Linked DNA regions of Homo sapiens: region 2 is linked to region 1. Evidence: chromatin loops called from intact Hi-C (ENCODE). Cell type or tissue: endothelial cell of umbilical vein. All regions are shown on one strand.

What was found. Peaks named below come from ENCODE experiments on the same cell type or tissue, not always from the same donor. Only the 100,000 strongest peaks of a DNase experiment are listed, where the experiment ranks them.
Region 2: a loop joins it to region 1, with 9 times the contacts of the local background. A loop is called at or near these places in 59 of 110 quality-filtered maps.

The regions. Positions count from the first base shown.
Region 1 is chr1:205,707,135-205,715,134 of GRCh38, forward strand. NUCKS1 (nuclear casein kinase and cyclin dependent kinase substrate 1) reads right to left here. Exons shown (of 7, transcript NM_022731.5): 7 at 5,688-8,000. Among named protein-coding and RNA genes, the nearest start is that of SLC45A3, 31 kb to the left of the region's middle. In endothelial cell of umbilical vein, a CTCF peak has its summit at 4,185 (motif pointing left); DNase peaks (open chromatin) are centred at 2,077 and 4,167; H3K27ac peaks cover 342 bases.
Region 2 is chr1:205,584,257-205,592,256 of GRCh38, forward strand. SLC60A1 (solute carrier family 60 member 1) reads left to right here. Exons shown (of 10, transcript NM_181644.5): 5 at 620-735; 6 at 1,778-1,951; 7 at 7,884-8,000. It overlaps LOC124904491 (a long non-coding RNA gene), which reads right to left and starts at 7,889. Exons shown (of 3, transcript XR_007066823.1): 1 at 7,614-7,889; 2 at 594-793. RefSeq lists enhancers at 1,486-1,535, 2,015-2,805, 7,625-7,919, 7,740-8,000, 7,999-8,000. In endothelial cell of umbilical vein, CTCF peaks have their summits at 774 (motif pointing left), 4,606 (motif pointing right) and 7,739 (motif pointing right); DNase peaks (open chromatin) are centred at 4,585 and 7,865; H3K4me3 peaks cover 149 bases.

The DNA of each region.
Region 1 (8,000 bases):
TTTCTTCCCCAAAGATTGAAGAGAATTTGCGGGGGATGAGGGCGGTGTCTATCTTATAGCTTGTCCCTGGGGTTCAATTGCCAAAATGTTATCAGTCTATGTAAGGGTCTCATGATAGGGGCCACCCACAAAAAGCATTCTAGTGAGACTTCAGTATTGTGAGAACACAGGATGTCACATTTCATCAGTAAAACAGCCCAGCTGAGCCCCAGGATTCTGTCCCCAATCATGGCTCCAGTAAGTTTTGTGGCTTCCTTTCTGGTATTGAACTTGAAAGATCAAGGACACAAAAATAGGATGATTTCATAGACTGAAAATATGCTATTGACAAGTATTTGTAATAGGTTTCCAGTCCAAAATGAATGTTCTCTCACTTGTAATATATATCCCATAACTAGAAATACAGTTTGAAACCATTGGATAAAATTATTTTTTTCCTAGGAGAAGCTAAAGAAGCATTCAAGATCCAATCAATAATTCTGTGTACGTACACTGGGAAAAAACAAAACAAAACAAAACAAAACTTTTACTAGTGCAGGTGACTTGGAAGTTACTGTCACTCTTCCCTCCCCTCTAAAACCATCCTATACTGTGAGCTGGTTAAAGTTTACCTTTCTGCAAGAGTAAGTGTTCTTACTAATAAATAACTCATTTATACTTCAGAGACAAAGCTAAAAGGATTTCAGTTCTGCAGGAATGAGGTTTTCAGCCCCCATAAACCTTGCCTGGAGGTACATCGCTGCTTTTGTTTGAGGCTAGTTGGTCTACAGTGCCAATAGCAACATATGTGCATAGACAGCCTGTGTTCTAGGCATTAAGTACCCATGGCCTCACTTATTCTCATAATGTCCTTTTGGTTTGTTTTTTTTTTTTAGATGGACTCTCACTTTGTCACCCAGGCTGGAGTGCAATGGCGCAATCTTGGCTCACTGCAACTTCCATCTCCCGGGTTCAAGCAATTCTCATGCCTCAGCCTCCCGAGTAGTTGGGATTACAGGCGCCTGCCACCACACCTAGCTAATTTTTGTATTTTTAGTAGAGACAGGTTTCACCATGTTGGCCAGGCTGGTCTCGAACTCCTGATCTCAGGCGATCCGCCTGCCTTTGTCTCCCAAAGTGCTGGGATTACAGGCATGAGCCACAGTGCCCGGCCCCATAATGTCCCTTTGAAGCAGAGGAGAATCAGTCCCTTATAATCCTCATTATATAAAAAGAAGAAACGAGCATAGAGTGGGAGGTAGGCGGATAAGCTGACTTGCCCAAGATCACCCTGTCGATTGATCTGACTTCATCTGCAACCAGCCACATAGCTTCTCCAAAGCAGGTCGCCAGACAAGGAAAAGTGATTGGGGGTTCAAATAAAACAAATGACTACTCATGCTATAGTTAGCACGATGTGCTGTTCTGAACTCTGCTGTGGAACACCTGTTGCACTTTTTATACTATTCACATACATTACCTGGAATACTCCAGTTTTCAACATTGTCTGCTTCAGTCCCTTAAACCATAGAAGTATCCAGACATGCCAATATCATGAGAACCAAACTATACCTTAAACTGTTTTTCCTGTTGAGGAATATGAAAGAACTCTTCATTGTAGCACAGATCCCAATTTTTGGTGGAATATAGTCACCACAATTTTCATTGTCAATAAATATTGCTGGCTAATTCAGAGGTGACCTGTGGAAGCAACACGTGCTCTAAGAACTCCTGTTTCCACTGTCTGGTATTATTAGTGTGTCCTTACTTAGACTTAGCTCTCCCAGAGAGAGAGCCATCTGCTTCTCTCATTGCACAGTGACTGTGCAATGGTGTTGACTTCTAGAGAAGAGTAGCCCAAGAGCTAAATATTAGAGGTCTTATTGCTTCCCTTAAGTGCATGGCAAGAGAAAGGAAAGCAAGGTGAGAAAAGGACTGACTTGCTTTGCCAATGGCCCAGGACTGGTGATTTTATAAGGTTTAGCACAAAAACCACTCTTTTGAACTAGATACTGTGTATATCCTGTGTACTTCAAGTCACACCAGCATTCCCTACAACAGAGCTTAGGAATGCTATTTATCTTGTACTCAGGCCAACTGTGTGGCTCTCTACCGAACAGCTGGTTCCCCATCCACCTCTAGGACTATCTAGTTGATGTATAAACAATATTTTTGCCTCAAAAACGCTAACCCCATGGAAACTAACTGTTCATCCACACACACACACACACACACACACACGCACACATACACACACGAAGGAAAAGAAAGATGGGGTTAATTAGGTCAGAAGCAGGAGGAAAAGACAAAACAGGGGGAGCTTGGGGTTTGTAACTGAGATGTGGCATGCATTAGATTTGAAGTCAGGTTACTGAAGCCCCAGATTATGTTCCAAGGTCTAAACAGAACGTCCATTGAGTCTTTGATTCCTAAAGACATTTAGTGCCTTATAAAAGAGCTTAGCTATATCATTATTCCTGATTACCTTAGAAGTAAAACGATATTTTTAAAGTGTTTAGTATTTGTATTCCTCTAGGCTGAATTAGTGAACCACAAGAGACCCAATTTATAGCCACAAAATGAGGATCCAGTGTGGGTCACTGTCTACACACTTCTTGGTAAACACCAGTGTTTCACAATCTATTTTTCGTTATTTCTTTTTATCTTTTAAGAGACAGGGTCTCATTCTGTCACCCAGGCTGGAGTGCAGTGGTGCGATCATAGCTCACTGCAGCCTTGAACTCCTGGGCTCAGGTGATTCTTCCTCCTAAGCCTCCCCAGTAGCTGGGATTATAGGTGCATGCCACTATACACAGCTAACTTGTTTATTTTGTTTTTGTAGAGACAGGATCTCACTGTTTTCCAGGCTGGTATGAACTCCTGGCCTCAAGCAATCCTCCTGCCTCAGCTTCTGAAAATGTTGAGATTACAGGTGTGAGCCACTGCACCTTATTTTTTGTTAATTATATTACTACACACGTTCAGTTCTTTATGGATGAGACACTTCTTACCAGATAACCAATCAGCTAGGGTTACCAAATTGGTAGTTATCATATCCTAAAATTTAGGCTATCATTTTTCTTGGATCAATGACTTTCTATCTCCTTCAGAGCCTTACTTTACCCATCTACCCTAATCTCTTATAATCAGGAGAGCCCTGACTACATATAGACTGTGTATTTGTGTTTCTTCCCAAGATGGAAAAAGTATAACTATTACACACATTGCTTTGTACATCAGCCAAGGAGGTGGTCTTACACATTCTAATAAAAGGGTTTGTGTATTCAACTTAATAGCTAAAACATTACCAATAATAATATATATGTGTACTCTTCCTTGATCAACCTGTTCCTTAAAGTTAGATTTTTAAACAAATCCCTTCTGGGTGCCAGCTTACTGCTAAATCAAGGCAAACAATTATTTCCAACATTTTGTTATCATAGTTTAAAGTAATTATTTGCTTTATTAGGATGGGAACTCTGGCTGTACCCTCTCACTCCCTGACCCCAGAATTAACACAGCATTTATTTCACAATATTTGTGCAGGGTTTACTATTGAACCAGGGGGCACACCCATGAATAATACTGATTTCTCTTGGTGGTGACCCAGCCAAAGCATGTCAAAATGAGTACCTATCTATTCTAGTAAGATAATGGAGGAAAAGAGAAGCAAGTCATCAAGATAAAGGAACACAAACTACCATATTACCTTGAAAACAAATCTAAGTATTTGTTGTGTGTGAACACATATCAGTGCTGATTGTACAAGAAACAAGGCTTTTGAGCTGGAAGGCAATTTCAAAGACAACACCTGTTTCAAAATAGGGCAAAGAGTTCACAGCTGCATTTTGAAATTTCAGTCTGCACTTCTATTTCGGGATGTTATCCACATAGGCTTAGGAGATATAAAGAGGGAACAACACAAGAAGACAGATGTGCATGAATCAAGAAATTCTATTTCCTATTTAAAATTCAGAAAAGATTGCTGCTACATACATTAGGATGTTAACTGGGTACACTGATCACAGGGCTTCGATAACCCAAGTAAGTGGCAAGGTGTTGATACACTTGCAGAATATCAACTGAGCCTAGCCGACAGTATCTAAAAATGTCCTGAGCCTAGTCTGATAGTATCTAAAAATGAGATGGGGAGAGCAAGCATTCCACTACCTATGGAGGACAAACACTGCCCTCTACTGGCAGACTGTAACTGCTATACAGTCAACATGACGAACATTTTCCTCAACAGTCACTATCATGAGACATAATCAGAAAATAAAAGCTTTTAAATAATTTGAGGCTTTGTGTCTAGGGGTCACCAGGATTTTCAAGCAAACCGAAGTATTCAATGAGAAATCTCCTTACTCATTGAAGTTTCCGACTTTCCCCATTAAATCTTTGATGTAACTCATTGGACTGGTTCAAGTATCACTGTTACTGGGAGATGTGAGAGAACAGCAAAATGCTCAAAAGCTCAATACCAGGAAGAAGGCTTAAGGGACCCATGTATACCAAAGGGAGCTGGCTTTAGAACGAACAACTGTGATAACTTAAAGCACACAGCACTGATTCAAACCCTTGTTGTACTACATACTAGCTACATCAGGTACCACATAAAACCTCATCTTACCTGAACCAGGTTATTCTTTACAATATTGGAAGAACAAACACTTGCCGATCTCACAGTTGTTGGAAAAATTAAATGAGGTAATATGTGTTGCACAACTACAGTGTAGTACTGTATACCGATGTTCATGGATAGGAGTCTAGGTAGCTCCAAGTGTGTTTTAACCTCTCTTCATCTGTTTATCCACTTGTTGGTTTTTGAAATCCTTTAAATCAGACTGCATTTCTTCAGCACTGTCCTGAAACATAAAATTGTCTATGTTATCCATAAAATACTTAAGGATTATGAGGAAAAGTAGATGGTTAATGCTCATCCAAATTCAACTTTAACCTGAGACAACTCATTATATTAAGAAATAAATGTATGTGGGCAGTGTGCCTGCACCTGTAATCTGAGCTACTGGGGGAGCTGAAGCAGGAGGATCCCTTGAGTCCAGGAATTTGAGACCAGCCCAGGCAACATAGCAAGACTCTCATATCTCCGAAAAAGAATAAAATGGCCGGGAGGGGTGGCTCACGCCTATAATCCTAGAACTTTGGGAGGCCGAGGTGGGCAGATCACTTGAGATCAGGAGTTCAAGACCAGCCTGGCCAACATAGTGAAACCCCGTCTGTACTAAAAATACAAAAATTAGCCAGGTGTGGTGGTGTATGCCTGTAATCCCAGCTACTTGGGAGGCTGAGGCAGGAGAATCACTTGAACCCGGGAGGTGGAGTTTGCAGTGAGCTGAGATCATGTCATTGCACTCCAGCCTGGGCGACAAGAGCAAGACTCCATCTCAAAAAAAAAAAAAAAAAAAAGAAAGAAAGAAATTTAAAAAGTTAGCTAGTCACTGACGGATAACAGGATGCACAAAGCATTTAATTTCAAAGCCAAATTTGCATTTCAATTATAGTATTTGGCTGACAAGGCAAGTATGTAAACAAGAGGAAAAGTTAAAAAGAAAAAAGCCCTAATAGCTACAATATCAGCCCAGTTCTAAAGAGGGATCTTGTACCACATTGTCCACCTAACAAGTAATCTTTAATTCAAAATTCAGCGTAGTTCTTATGGGTATTTGGAATTGAATGCAAGTGTGTTCTGTGAGTATAAACATTATCTTTTATTATATATGATTGTTAAACTTTGCTTTCCACAACACTTCATAACCTTGGATGTAAACATGAGAAAAAATGCTAATTAAGAATCCTTACGCACCCAGTCCAGTGCTCCCTTAATTAATCAAACTGGTAAGTCTACTGCTTCTTGATTCCATCCTGAGGTATTAACTTTTGAACCAAGACATGTTTATCTTTTACCAACAACAGGGATGGTCACTGTTAAAGTTTCTAAATAATTTATTAGGGAAATAAGTTCCCACAAAGTCAGGCTGAACTGGGAGCTGATTAACAAAGCTGTGTAAGTTAGTGTGTTTGCTTTAAGGTATTACAAGAAGTACACAGAGCACACATCTGGGTTATAAAAGCCCTTTTATAAAGCCATTTTTAAACAAAACAAAAAAAAAGTTTACAAAAGAAAAAAAGATACAGAAAAAGAATAACTTGCTTCATATGTCCCAAAAAGAGAAAAAAATAAAGGGGACAATGCCAACATGCTCAACAATAAAGGCTTCTTTTTCTTATTTTTTTAATACAAAATACAAGCAAAGGATACACATACTTAAAACAGAGCTCAGGAGCAGACACGCAGTCCTGGAAACCCTTCAATAAAAGCAAAGCAGGAGTTTGTTTTTTCTTTGTCTATGCAGATACATACAGAGACTGGGATATGTAAAAATTAAGTATCACAAAAGACCATCACACGATTCTACCAATGCATGTTGCATCTGTAATTCACGAACATGGTCAACAAAATCATGTTCACTTCAACCCCATTTCATTTAAATTAAAGAAAAAAACCTTTTAAATAAAGTGGTTACATTCAAACTTTAACTTCCTTAGTACCATGCTGCAGATTTCAGCACTGTTAAGGTATTGCAAGAATGCCCAACCCTCTGGTGTCTGATCATGTATCTAGCAACATTGCAGTATGAAGAAAAGAGATGCCCCGGTCTCAGCCCATGGACTAGTTAATACAGTGAAGCAGGTTCCTGTCTTTTACCCTTCCTGCTCAGAACATAAAAGATTAAGGACTAAAATCAAGGAAGACTGGGAGTTTTAGAGCTGGCAAAATGAAGTCTAAAAGATAAATCAAGGCAAACAATTACTGAGAACTTGGCTGTTGCTTAACCTGGCAAGTCTAAAAGCCTTTCTTTAACCTTGTAGGAATTAGATGCATAAGGTTTGCTGCAACATGTTCATGGTAAACAAACTAAGTAGAGCTCTTATTTACAAATCTTGTAACAAATACTTCTGGAGGAAAAAGAGAAAAGAATTCACTAAGTTCCAGAAGACAAAGCTTTAATTGCCAGATGTATACAAACACACACTCACACGTACACACCCACACAATACTTCAGGGGTTTTTATACATGTTATTTTAGGGCATAAGCTGAGTACTATACCCCCACACCCCATCAAAAAAGGAACAACAAAAAAATCCCAATTTTACCCTCCCCCAATAATCTAGAAAACCCTCCCTTCACCCCTGATGTACAAAGTGTATGCACAACGGTGGCATTCTACCAGCCACACAAAGCATGCTCAAACAGATGTCACCAGTTCAGTCACTCCATTGGCATGGCAACAGGCAGGTTTACGGGATGTTTCCCAATAGTGGTTATTACACAGTCAGCACCACTGTGAATTTTGTGAATTTGAAAAAAAAAAGTGTAATTTATGGATTCAGGATTCAAAAAGAATCATTTTGTATCGAATTTACCCCAGACAAAGGGAAAACTGGTTGCGACTGAAACTTGGCTATAGATAGCTTGATGTCCCAATATTCAAACAATAAGCCAACTCTCCATTTTCAAGTAAATCCAGCTTCATCCACAGAGAAACAGACAATTTTCTAACCTCAAGAGCAACCAGCTTGTTACATTTTCCCTATCCTATGGCAGGAAATGCGTATTACTTCTGTTCTGTTTAAGCATCTCAGTCTAAATGCCATGAAGACCAGAGCCCAGGTTTCTTCCTTTTCAAATTCTTAAGGTGAAAGTTTTTTCCTTTCAGTGCAGCTACCAATGATGCAGGCAAAGAACTGTTCAAGCCAGCACTCATTCTTCAAAGCTGCAACAGTGGCCACCATGATCTTTTATAAAGCTTTCCCCGTTGCTCCTGATATTTATTTCTGCTTTTGCCTAACGCTCTCAAAGCATCTCGTAAACTGAAGTTTAAAGAAAAGCACGATTCCCATCCCCAACCAGTACTTGAAAATCCACTTATCTGAATGTTCACAGATAAAAAAGCCATTAAAAAAAAGAGTCAAGTTTAGTCTAGCTGACCATATTCAC
Region 2 (8,000 bases), 120 kb before region 1:
CGTCGCCCAGGCTGGAGTGCAGTGGTGCAATCTCGGCTCATTGCAACCTCCGCCTCCCAGGTTCAAGCGATTCTCCTGTCTCAGCCTCCCAAGTTGCGGGGATTACAGTCACATGCCACTACACCTGGCTAATTTTTGTATTTTTAAAGTAGAGAAGGGGTTTCGCCACGTTGGCCAGGCTGGTCTCAAACTCCTGATCTCAGGTGATCCATCTGCCTCGGCCTCCCAAAGTGCTGGGATTATAGGTGTAAGCCACCATGCCTGGCCACAGGTGATAGTCCTTTTTTTTTTTAAAAAAAAAAAAAAAAAAGAAAATCTTGGCCCTGATGGTGCAACCTGACCAAGAGAATGAGGAAGGCAGACTTCTGACTTCACCCTCCATTCTGCTCAGCCTTGCCTTTTGTTACCTTGGGCAAGTCACCTGACCTCTCTGAGCCTTGGCTCCACCAAGACTGGGAGATGGACAGGGGTTATTCCTAACAGAAAGGTCGTGAAAGTAGAGGCAGTAAGTGGGCCCCATCCTGCAGGGCTCTTCTGACTGCCAGCCACGGCCCTGGGACATGCAGAGGGAGGGAGCAGAAGCTGAGACTCACCCCTGTTCTTCCTGTGCCTCCTGCAGGGCATGAGGACCTGTTCAGCTGCTGCCAAAGGAAGAACCTCAGAGGAGCCCCTTATTCCTTCTTTGCCATCCACATCACGGGCGCCCTGGTACTGTTCATGACGGATGGGTTGACGGTGAGCCTGCCTCAGAGGGCGCCCCCTACTGGGGGACCCTTCACCCCCAGACTCCAGTCTGGGAAAGGCAAGAGAAAGAGAGGAGCATGAAGGTTTCCTGGAGACTTCTCCTGGAGTACACTTGATTCAAAAATTTAATCTGAAGTCCTAGGGTGACTGTCTCCAGAATCAGTCACAGCACGTTGGTACTATGGGCTTCTGTCTTGGCCAATTGTTTTTTATTTTTGTTTTATTTTTGTTAATGCTATAGGTAGGGGCCTAACTGGTCTGTTGTCAAGGACAGGCTACCTGCATTTTTTAAAGGGGTGGTGCCCTATTCCCCAATTAGAGGTCATGCTATATAAACAGGGTACTTTGCTTCCTGGAATACATTACAAACCTGGGTGTCTCGAGCCAGTGTTGTAAACAAGCTTCAGGTGGAATTTAGGCCCAGCTGTTCATGCCACTAGTGACCTCTGTTACATTAGTTAGCACCTTTTTCCAGAAACTTCTTAGGATTATATTAGGGCAGTCGTGAATGGCTGATCAACTGATTGCCATATGATGACCTCTCCAGAGAAAAAGCCCTAAAAACTTAGATGACCTGGTGGAAAGTACTCGTGACAGTACTGGTTGACTTCCAGCACTGGGTGTGACCTCGGGCAAGTCACTTCTGTCTGCTTTCTCATCTGTAAAACCAGATGCTTGCACACACCTTTTTTTTTTTTTTTAAGTCATGTTCTGCTCTGGTTGAAGTGGGGAGCAGTGCCTGTCTGCCCAGGCCCTGCGGGCACTCCCATGGAGATCCAGAGCCACCTCTCTGGAACCCCTAGGTCTCCACAGTGCAGTCTGTAAGCTAAGGCACCCCAGCTTCTGTCCTCAGCTTGAGCCAAGTGTGTAGTGTGGCCTTGACTCCAAGCCCAGCCCTGGCTGAGCCTCTGGGAGTGGGAACAGGCAGTCCTCCCTCTGCCCTCCCCACACCTGCCCAGCCTGGGCTCCCTTTGTGAGGGTCATTGTCTGGCTGGGCTGCAGGTGTGCTCAACAGCGCCCGGTCTCTCCACAGGGTGCCTATTCCGCCTTCGTGTACAGCTATGCTGTGGAGAAGCCCCTGTCTGTGGGACACAAGGTGGCTGGCTACCTCCCCAGCCTCTTCTGGGGCTTCATCACACTGGGCCGGCTCCTCTCCATTCCCATATCCTCAAGAATGAAGCCGGCCACCATGGTTTTCATCAACGTGGTAAGCAGCTGAATAGCCTCCTCTCTCTTCTGAGAGACCCAGGAGAAGCCGCCTCCTCCTGGCCCTACCCCAGGACGTTTGCCCAGGCCTACATTCTGCCAGCAGGATGGGAACTCAGGAGTAGAGGGAAGAGAGGAGAGAGAGGATGACGAGGAAGGGGTGGGAGCCTGGGAGGTGGAGCCTACCTGGGTGACCATGAAAAGTCCCTTCCCCTCTCTGGGCTGCTGATCTTATACCCTTAAAACATAAAAGGAAAGGTCTGTAGGAGGTGCTGGCTGCAGTGTGTGGAGCCCATCCCAGCCAACAACTGGCTATGAGCGTGAGGAAAGCCAGTGCTGGCCCTGGTCCTCCTGTGTTTACCTTGGTGCCCAGCTGCTCAGAGCCCTCCAGTCAGTGGAAAGCTGTGGAGGCCAGGGATCCCACAACCGTCGGAATCACTGCCTCTGGGCTGGGGCCTGGGGATTTGCATTTGGTAGCTCTCCTAGGTGACTCTTTTTTTTTTTTTTTGAGATAGGGTCTCCCTTTGTCACCCAGGATGGAGCACAGTGGTGTGATCTCAGCTCACTGCAACCTCTGTCTCCCAGGTTCAAGTGATTCTCCTGCCTCAGCCTCCCAAGTAACTGGGATGACAGGTGCCTACCACCATGCCTGGCTAATTTTTGTATTTTTAATGGTGATGGGGTTTCACCACGTTGGCCAGGCTGGTCTTGAACTCCTGACCTCTTAATGATCCACCCGCCTCGGCCTCCCAAAGTGCTGGGATTACAGGAGTAAGCCACTCTGCCTAGCGCTAGGTGATTCTTAAGTAGGCAGGACATGGAGGATGACCTTCAAGGAACTGATCTGCCTAGGAGGCAGGAGGTCTGGGCCTGAGCAGTGGGTTAAGACCCTTGCCTTGGTGTGTCCATCCAGGTCACCATCCATGACACAGGGGTCCACATTACAGACTTCTGCCAAATTGTCTAGTCCAACCTCCCATCAGGCTTGAGCCACCTCTATCTATAACATCCCTTCCAAGGGGTTCACTGTCTGCTTAAACACCTCTAGTAACTGCAACTCACTACCTTTCCAAGTAGCCCAATGAGGGTACTAAGTCCAGGTAAGAAAGCATTTCCTTGGTTGAATTTCTAGCAGAGAGCGGGTTTGGACATAAGGTTGCAGTTTCAGAGACAAAGATCATGATCCCCAAGAAAGGCCTTTGGATTTGACCTCGTGCCAGTTGACCCCCAAGAAAGAAATTTCAGTTCAATGTAGATGGGAGGTAGGTGATAAACCCAAACGCAAGAGGTTGAGGGTGAGAGGGAGATGAGCAGTGGAGGAATTTGCATTTCTCTTTGTAAATATTTTTGAGTTGAAGGGAGTTGTGTTCTGCAGGACTCAGGGTGGTATGGGCCTGCTTATAGTAGAGGATAAAGGGAGGACACCTATTAGGAGGAGGAGTCTGTGAAAATACCATTGTGAGAGAGTAACCGAGTGAGGAAGGCCCTGACAGAGGGGAGGTGGGATGGAGAGCGGGAGTGGAGGAGGCTCTAAGCTCAGCAAGGAGGAAGGCCCCTGTCCATGGAGTTGGGGCGAAACGATGTCAAAGGGGAAAGGTTCCAGAAGAGGAAGGGCACAGACATGGGGCCAGCCCTGGCTTCCCTGTCTAGGTCAGACACAAGGCCAATTGCTAAGACAGAGGAGAGTGGGTGGAAATCTGGGTTTGGGAAAATAAAGGTCTGAAGCATCCACATATGTTAGGCATTGCCCATAGACACTCACCTGGAGTGCTGGGTTTTAAAAAGGAAAATCAGGTTCCTGGGCCCAACCCAGACTGAGTGAATCCGAATGTCCAGGAGGAGGCATAGCAATCTATAAATTAAACAAATACCCCAGGGGAATTACATCATCCAGCAAGCTCAGGAAAACACTGTCCTAGAACAAGTGACTCCCAAATACATTAGATTCACTGGAGCTGCTTTTTGAAAATAGGATCATGAAAAGGCCAGGCGCGGTGGCTCACACCTGTAATCCCAGAACTTTGGGAGGCCGAGGCGGGTGGATCATGAGGTCAGGAGTTCGAGACCAGCCTGACCAACATGGTGATACCCCATCTCTACTAAAAATACAAAAATTAGCCGGGCGTGGTGGCGCCTGCCTGTAATCCCAACTACTCAGGAGGCTGAGGCAGGAGAATCACTTGAACCTAGCAGGCAGAGGTTGCAGTGAGCTGAAATGGTGCCACTGCCCTCCAGCCTGAGAGACAGAGCAAGACTTCAAATCAAAAAAAAAAAAAAAAAAAAAGAAAGAGAAAATAGGATCATGGACCCCTACCCCAGAGATTCTAATTTAGGAGGTATGGAGAAGAGCCTGGGCCTCTGGGTTGTTTTGGAAGCTTTCCAGCTGCTTTTGTGGGCACCCTGTTTGGGAACTGCAGCTGAGTGGCCCTGAGCAAGCCTCTCCTGTGTAGATGTGAAGTGCCTGTGTCATATTCACTGTGACTACTTCCGAGTATTCCTCTCTAGGTTAAATTAATGGCCACCCTGTTCTCAGCATTCTCCTGGAGCTCAACAGCTACTTCCTGACTTAGTATGTTTGTGCTATGTGCAAAGCCCTGCTGCAAACTGCAGGCCGCCAAGTTCTGGAAGACAAGGTTCTTGCTTCCAGGGAGCTTACGGCCGGCCAGAGGAGGGCAGTGTGCCCCAGCACAGATGGAGGGTGAGGGTGTAGGCAGTGGGGATGCAGGCTCAGTACCAGACTGAGTCACTGGCTGAGGCAGGGGCCACACTGCGTGGGAAGAGAGTTGGTGGAGCTGATAGTTCGTCCTGGTTAGTCTTCTATCACCAAGGCTAAAATAAGACTCGGGTGTCTTTCAAACTTCCCCAAATTTAGGGATTTTCAGGGTGACGGTCTTTGAGGCATGGCTGGAAATGCATGTGGTTTGTACATGGGGTAGCCAGGTGGAAGAAGAGGAGCAGGAGTGGCGGCTTCCAAACCCCGGCATCTGTCCCAGGCTCCTAAGTTGAACACTGAATATTAAGAAGGTGCCAGCCCCTGAAGGCAGGAGGTGAGCAGGCCTGGCTGAAGTTCAAAGGCCCGTGTTCAAAGGCCTGGGTTAGGGGCTAGGAGGCTAACTTGGGGGGAGCACGGTAGGCAGGGTGGGGGATCGGGAGCAGAAAAAGATGAGGATGGGGAAGTAAACAGGGGCTACATCCTCAGGGTTTTGTAAGGTGGGCTTTGAATTTTATTCTAAGTGGGCAGGAAGCCAATAGGTTTTAAGCAGGTCTGCGTTGCATTTTCTTTTTTCTTTTTATTTTTTTGCATCTCACAGATACATTTATTCATGCTATGAAGTAAACGACACTTATACAGGTGCCCCGTGATGTTTCACATTTCCATCTAACATAGCTTGCATTGCATTTTTAAAATTTATTATTGTTTTTTTTAGAGAGACAGGGTCTCACTATGTTGCCCAGGCTGGTCTTGAACTCCTGGGCCCAAGCGATCCTTCCTGCCTCAGCCTACCAAAGTGGTAGAACTAGACAGGAGCCACCATCTCCAGCCACTTGCACTGCATTTTAAAAGTGCACTCCAGTGTGGAAGAACAGACTGTAGCTGGCAAGAGTCAAACACAGACTGTCTGTTATTGTAGTCCAGGCGCAAGAGGGAGGTGGCTGGGATGGGGTGGTCTGGATGGATCTGGAGCAGTACAAGGATCGAACATGTTTTTTGAGATGGTGTGGACAGGACTTGTTGCTGACCCAGGTGTGGGAGGTAAGGAAAGGAGGAATCAAGGACCTTAGACACAGGACTTGAGCAACTGCATGACTGGGATGCCCTCACTTGATGTGTGCAGGAGTAGGATTGGCAGAGGAAATTAAGAGTCTAGTTTGGGCCACATGGTTAGTCATCCAGGGACTGACTATATCCAAGGGGCAGCTTTAGGTGCAAGTCCGGAGTCCTGGACACAGCTCATGGCTAGAGGGATAGATACAAGCATGCCTGCTGTAGAGGCAGGTGAAACGTGGAGCAGGGCACTGCGGACATGGAAGAGCCAGAAGAGAATCCTGGGCCACCCCAACATTGAGAGAGTGAACAGAGGGGAAAGCAAGAACAAATGGATCTCAGGGACCATGTTCTGTGCCAAAGAAAGACATGACCTTTGGAACCATAGTTATGCTATGACTTTCATATTTTTACTGCATGAAAGAAGTCTTTTGTCTTTCCATTTCCATTCTGAAGGGAATGTGTTTCTCTCCTTCGGCCACTGTTTTGTGGCTGATCCCTCCCCAGGGAAGGAAGTCTGTCTGGGTAAGGCCTCTGAGCCTCGAGACCACCTTCCACCTAACAGATCCTGTGGCAGAGACGGAAGGGCTGCTAGAGGAGCGTAAAGGCCTCAAGGATTAGGAGCACCGGCTTTGATTTTCCAATTGGAGCAACTCTCCCAGGATCGGCTCCCAACCCTGAAAGTCTTTCCTTTCTGCATGCCCAGAAGTGGAGGGGTTGGGAGCTGGATGAGATTTCTTGCCTAGCTCTATAGTCTGTACTTACTTTTTAAAGAAACAGATGTCTTCATCCAGGAGATTTTTACCTCAAAGCCATAGGCTGCTATAGAAGATCCTTATCTCCTGAGACGTCTAAGAAAAGCCCACAGAGAAACACTAGGACTCATATTTGTCTGAAGCACCACAGTTTACAGAGCCCCTTCATCTGTATTATTTCACCACCACTCTTTAGTGTGGCTTTTGTAACTATTCCTATTTTGCAGATTAGGAAGTTAAGAATCAGAGCAATCAGCTACTTCTGGGTTCCACAGCTGGTAAAAAACACATCGGGACTTCCACCTGGGTCTTCTGACCCCAAATCTTGTGCTGCCTGGGTTTATTCCCAGATACATCTTGCACAGAAGTGACTCAATGCAGACATAAAAACGTGTTTAAAGAACTTAGAAATATGGTTATATTAACAAAAACATGCCTGTATGACAGAGACCTTTACTGAACTAGAAAGATTTGGCTGGGCGTGGGGGCTCATGCCTGTAATCCCAACAGTTTGGGAAGCTGAGGCAGATGGATTGCTTGAGCCCAGAAGTTCAAGACCAGCCTGGGCAACATGGCGAACCCTTTCTCGACTAAAAATACAGAAAATTAGCAGGCGTGGTGGCACATGCCTGAGGTCCCAGCTACTCAGGAGGCTGAGGTGGGAGGAACGCTTGAGCCCTGTAGGTCGAGGCTGCAGTGAGCTGAGATTGCACCACTGCACTCCAATTTGGGCAACAGAGTGAGACCCTGTCTCTCAAAAAAAAAAAAAAAAAAAGGAAAGAAAAGAAAGATTTCTGGGTCTCCAACCATAGGTTAGCATCTGCCCATGGGAATCTGAGCCAAATCTGAGGGTGCCAAGCTGACTGCCACAGCCACTGACCCTCTCCCTGGGTGGCTGGCTAGGATTCCCAGAGGATGGGACCCTGCTGCCACCACCCCTCTTCCCCTGCTATCTGATGGCTTCCTGTCTGTGCACTCTTGGCTTTCAGGAGAAGAGAAGCAGCTTCTCACAAAGAAACAGAGACTCTCCTACCCCCAGGGCTGGCAGGGCAGAGAGAGCTGATGAAATTGGCTTGGGTGGAGTTCCCGCGGTTACAGATAAGACCTTGGGGACAGGTAGTCCTCAGTCCCCAAATGCTTACGCAGCGTGTACCGTAGCTGTTAGGGGAGATGTCTAGGTGGGAAGATGTCTAGGCGGGGGTCTCCTTTCCACGCTTCCTTCCAGATGTCAGAACGGTCCCCGGAACACTGCGGTTCCCGCCTGGTCCACGGGGTGGCGCGCGGGTCACACAGCTGGGCTCCTTGGGCTAGAGAGGAAACGCCAAGCCAGGAGACGCCGACTCCTGGCGGTTCCTCACCACCGATGCTCAGCTTTTCGCAATTCCTAACCGCCTCCACCTCTGCCGCGACAGGTTGGCGTGGTGGTGACGTTCCTGGTGCTGCTTATTTTCTCCTACAACGTCGTCTTCCTGTTCGTGGGGACGGCAAGCCTGGGCCTGTTTCTCAGCAGCACCTTCCCCAGCATGCTG